Regions from separate parts of the Homo sapiens genome. Here regions 2 and 3 are each linked to region 1. A link is an interaction called in ENCODE POLR2A ChIA-PET data of the cell type or tissue named here. Cell type or tissue: HCT116. All regions are shown on one strand. Region 1 overlaps CAND2 (cullin associated and neddylation dissociated 2 (putative)). Region 2 overlaps IQSEC1 (IQ motif and Sec7 domain ArfGEF 1). Region 3 overlaps PPARG (peroxisome proliferator activated receptor gamma).

The links. ChIA-PET counts read pairs that join two places held together with the same protein. Peaks named below come from ENCODE experiments on the same cell type or tissue, not always from the same donor. Only the 100,000 strongest peaks of a DNase experiment are listed, where the experiment ranks them.
Region 2: POLR2A ChIA-PET joins it to region 1 with 7 read pairs; 2 of 35 experiments call an interaction of 5 or more read pairs at or near these places.
Region 3: POLR2A ChIA-PET joins it to region 1 with 8 read pairs; 2 of 35 experiments call an interaction of 5 or more read pairs at or near these places.

The regions. Positions count from the first base shown.
Region 1 is chr3:12,808,981-12,811,480 of GRCh38, reverse strand. CAND2 (cullin associated and neddylation dissociated 2 (putative)) reads right to left here. Exons shown (of 15, transcript NM_001162499.2): 5 at 1,157-1,422. Among named protein-coding and RNA genes, the nearest start is that of CAND2, 14 kb to the right of the region's middle. RefSeq lists a silencer at 945-1,394. In HCT116, a CTCF peak has its summit at 1,264 (motif pointing right); a DNase peak (open chromatin) is centred at 1,070; H3K4me3 peaks cover 1,045 bases; H3K27ac peaks cover 1,184 bases.
Region 2 is chr3:12,907,852-12,910,351 of GRCh38, reverse strand. It overlaps IQSEC1 (IQ motif and Sec7 domain ArfGEF 1), which reads left to right. Exons shown (of 14, transcript NM_001134382.3): 11 at 918-1,079; 12 at 1,827-2,003. The region is part of intron 4 of LOC105376956 (a long non-coding RNA gene); the gene reads right to left. Among named protein-coding and RNA genes, the nearest start is that of LINC02022, 24 kb to the right of the region's middle. In HCT116, no CTCF peak of the experiment used is centred here; no DNase peak of the experiment used is centred here.
Region 3 is chr3:12,369,987-12,372,486 of GRCh38, reverse strand. The region is part of intron 2 of PPARG (peroxisome proliferator activated receptor gamma); the gene reads right to left. Among named protein-coding and RNA genes, the nearest start is that of PPARG, 82 kb to the right of the region's middle. In HCT116, a CTCF peak has its summit at 1,531 (motif pointing right); a DNase peak (open chromatin) is centred at 1,506; H3K4me3 peaks cover 117 bases; H3K27ac peaks cover 982 bases.

The sequences.
Region 1 (2,500 bases):
GGTTTAAGTCCTTGGATAGGAGAAAGGGAGGCAGGTACTGCCCTAATAGACCAGGCAAGAGGGGTTCCTGCCTGGTCTCCAGGCTTTAGAGCACTCCACTCAAGCCCTTCTCCAGCCATACCCTTCCCTACAGCATAAGAAGAGACATGCTGACCTAGAGACCCCCAACACTCCTAGACTCCATTCTGTCTGGGTATCTGGGGACCCGAGTTTCCTGCCCAATGGATCCTGACCCCTTGTCCGAGCCTGCGCAGGCCTCTTTCCTAGGTCCATGCAACCAAGGATGGCTGAGGGCTGGCTGCTGTTTGGGAGAAATGGGACAGGGTGTGGCCATGTCAGCTGGGGTTCCCCCCCCCACCCCCCGCCGTGTGCCTGCAAGGCCCCTTGCAGTGAGAGAGCCAGGGGTTGGGAGGGGCTGACCATATGCCAGTTCTATCCAAACTGTCTTGGTATAGTCAGAACTCCAAGGTGTCTGAGGATACATTCAAACCTGATTGCAGCTTTCCATTTCTAAAAAACTAATCTATAGTGACAGAAAGCAGATCAGTGGCTTCCTGGACAAGGCAGAGAGCTGGACTGCAAACGGACACAAGGAAGCTTTTGGGGGTGATGGAAAGGTTTCACGGATATACACAAAGGTCAAAACACACTGAATTGCACACTTTAAATAGTGCGGTTTATTGTATGCACATTAAATTGTTTCTTAAAAATTCAAACTTGGCTCATGGGCTGTTACTAAGATATCTTTGTCAAACTGGGAGAAGAGAACATAGTCTAACAGTTTAGTGGCATGACTTAAAATTGTAATTACCAGCCAGCCTCCACGTCTCATAAGTGATTGAACCAACCCCCTTCTCTGAACCGTCTGCACTCAGCAGGGGCTCAGGCCTGGGGGTTTGTCGAGCTCAGGGCCCGCCCTGCGCCTCTCAAGCCCTATCCGGCCCCAACCTCTGCGTTTCAGGGGCTTCAGCCGCCCGCCCCAGGCCCCACCCACCACATCAGCCCAGGCCCCGCCCCATCCTCCCTACCAAGGCAGACGGCCCACCCTTAGGCCCTGGCTGCACTGCGGCCCAAGCTCCGCCCCTTTACCGAGTCATTGGCTCACCCTAAGCTCCGCCCACCATGCCAGCCCAGGCCCCGCCCCCTGCCCCCTTACCGAGGCGGTGGCCGGCCTGGCGGCCGACGCTGCCCAAACATTGGATCAGGGTGCGGATGGCAGTCGGGCTGGTGGGCACCCGCGGGCCGGGCAGCCGGTCCAGTAGGTGGTCAGCGAGCTCGACGAAGAGGTCGGTGCTGCAGGCGGCCGCCAGGTGGCCAAGCGCTCCGACCGCCCGCTTGCGCACCGCCAGGCGCGGGCTGCTCAGCTGTGGCAGCAGACAGTGCAGGAGGCTGGCGTGGAAGGCGCCCAGCGGGACACCCAGCCTGGGGAGCACGAGGGGGCATCAGGCCGATCGCACTCCGCGGGCAACCTGGGCCAGGCTCCGCCCCTCTCCCCATTCTCTCCCGGCCTCCTTCCCAGGATTATGGCAACTCAATGGCCCTTGCAAAAGAGGTGCCCTGCAACTGTGAGGAGGAATTATTTTAATTACTTTTGTTACATGAGAGAAAGCGGAGAGAGAAAGGGACTTCTCAGCAGTGCAAAGCCTGGCTCCCAGCCTAGGGAGAAAGACCTGATAGGGGAAAGCATAGAGGATCTAGTAAGGCTGTCCCTATTTCTTGGAAGTCTAGGCCTTGCCTCAATACCATCCCCTTCTGTCCATCCTCCTCGCTGAGACCAGAGCAGTATAAAGTCTACTTCTCACCTGGTCACTCCTCTGCTTAACTCCTTCCATGGCTCCCTAGTGCCTTTGGAGATGCTGAGCTCTGGGCTCAAGACAAGAGGCAACACCAGACAATGGTTTCTGCGCACACAGCACAGCTCCTGCCTGCCTCAGCAGCTTCTATCCACACCTTCAAACGAGGCCCGTGCATTTTCTGTCCTGTAAACATCTTGAGACCTTTTCTTTCTCACTTTACAGAAACACGCTGACCTTACCCTCCCTTATTTCTATGTCCTACCCAACCCCCTCTCCTAGGTTTCATTTGTTTGCCTGTTCACCTGCTAAGTGACAGGGACTGTGCTGGAAGCCAGGGTGAACAAGACAGACTGATCCTGGGAGCTGCCCTCATGGAGTGTGTGGTTGAGTGAGTGCCTCCCAGGAGCCTCAAGTTCAACATGCCCCAGCTTGAATCCATCACCTTCCTCCCCACACACCTGCTGCTGGCTCCCGGAGTGCACCCCATCACAGCACCTCTGTCTGCCCCCGCCAGTTACTAAAGGCAGAACCCTAGGGGTCAGCCTCCAGTCCCTGCCTCCCCTGCCCACTCCAAGTCCTGTGGAGTCCCCCTCCTGAATACAACCCGAATTGCTTTCCCTATAGCAGCCTCTTAACCAGTCCCCTGCCTGTTCAATCCCCTCCCACCTACTCTCCACTGCAGAGAGAAAGATCAGGGTAGAACA
Region 2 (2,500 bases), 99 kb before region 1:
ATCATGTCTATGGTCCCAGGGCTTGGCCTTAGATCGTGGGTGCCGGGTGCTGGCAAGAGCCAAGCCTGCAGCTTCTATAGGACATGCCGTCATTCCAGGGGTCTCAAACTGACAGCCTGGGAGGCAGGCCCAGCTCAGTTATCTTTTATATGGTTTGCATATTTTTAAAAAGTTTGCTGAGCCAGTCTCTACATCAAAATGTAGATATTTTGGGCCTCTCTGAAAATCAGAAGGTTTGGTGTCACTAGGCACATGTTCCCACGTGGCAGTAATGGGCTGCATATACATACATGTGCACACATATGCACACAGGAGCACTCTGCAGCTGCCCACAGGCCCACCTGGTCTGAGCCAAGGTGGGATTGGTACTTGGTCCAAGAACCTTCAAACATCCAGTGGCTGATGCTCTGCCAGTGACTCCCACTGCCGGAGCAGCACCGCCAGGAGACCAAAGCCCCAGGGACCCTGAGAGCCCGGAGGTGGCACCAGGCAGGTCTGGGCACAGGGTTCCTTGGCTGTGGAGTGCCCATAGTGCACCCCATGGGAGCTGTGGGCCACAGGCCATTCGGGAGAATATGGCGCTCACTGCTGTCCAGAACTGAGATGACTAGAGAAGACTCCCACCTTTCTCAGGACGCAACCTCTGTCCTCCTCCAGGACGCGGCCCCAGCAGCCTCCCCTGAGCTCGACCACTTTTGTCCCTGAGTCACATGTGGAGCGACACAGACCATCTTTCCCAAGTCGGGAGATGAGGTTGCTCTGCACCCCTGCAGCCTGCCACTGCGGAGGCTGGACTCCCGGCACTTATCCCAGGCTCACGCACAACTCAGCCCTACCATTGTTTCCTGACCAGAGAGGAGATTGCAGAGAACACACTGAGACCCGTGGGCCTCCTCCCCTCTCCTTCCCTTTTGCAGACTACCCCAATGGCATCCGGCTCACCTCGTCTGTCCCCGGAGCAGATATCAAAGTGTTAATAAACTTCAACGCCCCCAACCCTCAAGACCGGAAGAAATTCACCGATGACCTGCGGGAGTCCATTGCGGAAGTCCAAGAGATGGAGAAGCACAGGATAGAGTGTGAGTACCAGGCCTCATGGACAGAAGGCCGAGACTTGCCAGACTCTGGCACTTGCCTCCCCATGTCAGGGCAGTGACTTCTGAGCTCACAGAGACAAGATGTCCCCCAGTCTTTTCTGGCCTTCCCTATGGCCACATGATGGGGCAGTCTGTGTTCCCAGGCTGCAGGAGGCACAGAGGGAGTCCAATCCAGGACCCGCCCTACCTGTTGCCTGTTGTATGTCCATCAAAAGACCCTGGCTCTCTGGTCATCCCGTGCGCAAGAGCCCGCAGAGTTCCCAGCTGGCCTCTCTGCACCTCGTCATCTTCTGCATCAGGCTCAACCGACTGATGGGTCACACAGCCAAGGCCATCCCTGGCTCCAGGTCTACTCCCTGGCTCCAGGTCTACTCCTTGGAGGCACATGGGACTCCCTACCACTGCCCTCTCTGTGGAAGACCCTGGCTAATCTTTGCTCATCTCTCAGACCCAGGCAAGTCTGTGCCTCCCTGTCCACTCCCGAGCCTGGAAGGTGACTATCCTTCCTGCAGGTCACAAGGCCCTCTGGTCTCTCTAGCCTCCCTCCTGGGATCTCCTTTCTGCTCTTTTGTCCAGGGTGGCCATCACACCCTCTTTCCCAGAAACAACCCTTCCCCATTCCAAGCAGATGGTGGCTCAGGACAGTGCTAGCTCCAAGCAGAAGGCCCCGTCTCCTGCCCACTCTAGGCTGTGCTCCTCTCACCAGGACCCTCACCCTCTCTGTTCCAGCGGAGCTCGAGAAGCAGAAAGGCGTCGTGCGGCCCAGCATGTCCCAGTGCTCTAGCCTCAAAAAGGAGTCGGGCAACGGAACACTGAGCCGGGCCTGCCTGGACGACAGCTATGCCAGCGGTGAGGGCCTCAAGCGCAGCGCCCTCAGCAGCTCCCTGCGGGACCTCTCGGAAGCCGGTAAGAGCTTGGCCTAGAACCACCTTGCTAGCCCAGCGCATGCAAGACCGAGGCAGGGCGTCTGCATTCAGGGCATGCATCACGCGGGGCAGGGCCTGCGGCGAAGCCAGTGCGGCATTTCCCCTGACCTTCCGCAAAGCAGAGCAGCGTGTGACATACAGAAAGGGCGCCCCAAAAAGACACAGGGAAACAGGACCCAAACGTCAAAAAGAAAGGCATTGCACACGAATTAGCTGGGGAAGTCACCCCCATTTTCCCTTTCTTCTTCCAGGGGTTTTATTTACTTGTTTATTGATCTGGGAAGTCGCTCTAGCCCGAGTGAGCCGGCGGCTGTGTCCCGTGCTCTCTGTGCGGCCGCGTCCCTGTGCTTCATGCTGATGAATGAACTTGCGCGGAACCCTCTAATCTGTCTGGCGCCCCCTTGCCCACTGTCCCCGGTCTTGCTTTCCCTGCGGGGCCTCCTCTCCTGGGAAACCCGGGCCTCGTCCAGCCCAGAG
Region 3 (2,500 bases), 440 kb after region 1:
TCACAACCAGCCCGAGGAAGTAGGTGCATTTATAATTTACTTTAAAGATGGGAAAACTGAGGCATGGACCTGGAAGTAAGTAACTTGCCTAAAAGTACGCAGTAACTAAGCAGTAGAACTGGCATTGAATCCAGATGGTCTGAAGCTCCATAGCCCACACTTGTGACTTTACACTGGATACTGGTTAGAAAAACATTATTTCTTCCTGATCTTCCAGTTCTATATTAAACAATTATTTAACAGTTCCAACAAATCTTCATGAATACCTATAATGTGCCAGGCAGGCAGGGGGGCAGGGGATGTACTATGAAGAGTAACTCTCAAATGAAAGCTTTATTGGAGAAATGTGTTCAGCTAGGCAACAAGAGTACGTGCCTGAAAAGCCTTTCATAGGTCCTTTGTAGTTTTGTTGGAAATGACCTTAAAAGACACTTAACCGCCGATTTTTCAATCCCTTCTCATTTGTTTCAGTTAATGTCATGGTACTCATAACTGTGGTTCCAACTTGTTTATCCAGCCCATCCTTACTGATTCATGCAGATCAAGATCACTCTGCAGTGTAAACTGACCTGGGAATTTACTAATTCCTCTCCCATCATGACAGCGACATCCAGAGACAAGAATCATCCTGAAACACTACAGCAGAAAAGGCTGTTTTGAGATCATCTGAGTTCTCATTTGACAGATAAAGAAAATGAGGCAAAGTGACCTGCTCAGGGTTTCCTGGTGAGCTAGAGGCTGACTGGACGGGAGCCCAGCTTGGCTCCTCTGAGCCTGGCATTCTCAGCGCTGTGTTATCAAGTTGTTACTACATGTAAATATGCTGAAAATGGGACTTTTAACCTTTGCCACTTTTCACAGATCCAGATTTATTTTTTGGGGGTCTTTAGTGAATGTATATGAATGTCATCAAATTTATGAGGGAAAAAGTCTCATGTAAGGAACCATTTCCTGGATGGCAAATTATCACAGAATAAAATGCGAAGAACTAAATCTGTAACAGAATTTGTTTCTAACAAAAGTCATGAACTCTGAATTAATCAAAAGGCGTAGGGAATAGTCTTGAATAGTCTAATAAAGTAAGCATTATCTTGGTTTGTTTTTACATAGTAAGTACAGATATACAAATGTTGTTTGCTTGCTTTGTGCCGTTTGCTGTTTTGAACATTAACGGTGAAGAAGGATGGGCACAGCTCCATGTCAGATGCCCGAGGTTCCAATCCAACCCTATTGCTGGAAGTTCGTATCTCTTCATATCTAATCTCCATCTGTAGAATATTAATATTGTCTCCCTCCTAGAGTTGTTGTGAGGATTAAATTAGATAATGTATGTAGAGCACTTACCATAGGGCTGGATACTTAATAAGTTCTCAATAAATATAATTAATATTAATAGTATAACAGTAATTTGTGTACACATTAGTCACCAGAGTACTACAGTCATATAAAAGGTGGGCTAAAAGCCTCCAACACTACCACTAGGGGACAGGAAGAGGAAGAACCGCCAGCAAAGCCCTATTGTTTAAACAGGACTACGCCTAAAACAGATGTCCTGTTTTAAAGGCCTCTGGAAAAGGAGAGTCCACAGCTCCTCTTGGTTACTCATTCCAATGCTTAATTGCTCTTTAGCAGCCAGGAAAGTCTATGTCTTATCTGGCATTTCCCCAACTGTGTTATACATATGTTAATAATGTTCCTTTAAAAATAATTAAAAACAAAACAAAAAAAATCTGGTGATCAAGTAAATTTAGGCAATGCTAGGTTAAGCAAGGTTAAATAGGTTTACTGTGAGACTTCTTAAACTAACAGGCTAATGTTCACGAGAATACACAAAAGAGAGAAAAAAGCACAGTGTGCAATATTTGAGGAGCTTAATATGTGATGGAATATGGTTTGAGAAATGATGATCTAACCTATGTTGAAGTTTGCGACTATCTCTTTTTTCCCATTTTTTAAACATATAGTTATCATCCTCTGCATATTTGCCTTTTATCACATGTACTTGAAACGTATTCCTGAGTTGTTCCTCAGTTTTTCTTTAACCTTAGAATGACTAAGATCAAGGATTTATAAAACAGTAACAAAACCCAAGAGAGAAAGGATTTCTTAAACCACACAGAAAGGAACACTGTCAAGATTAATACCCCTTCTATAGAGATGATCATAAGTACTTCCTGACAGGAAAAAAAAAAAGTACCATAGAAAGGATCAGGAATCAGAATGACACTGAACTTCTCAACAGTAACACTGGAAGCTAGAAAATCAATAGAACAATGTTGCCAAAATTCAAGAGAAAAAAAAATTTCCAACCTAGAATTTTAGACTCATCCAAATCGTCCATCAAGTATGAGAGTAAAGACATTTTCAGAATGATAAGGCATCCAGAAAAGTTACCTCCCACGTACTCTTTCCCAGAGTTCTCCACCAGAACCAAGAAGAGAAAAGATGGGACCAGGAAACAAAGGATCTGAAAGACAGGAGAGAGGTGGAAGGTAGTCCC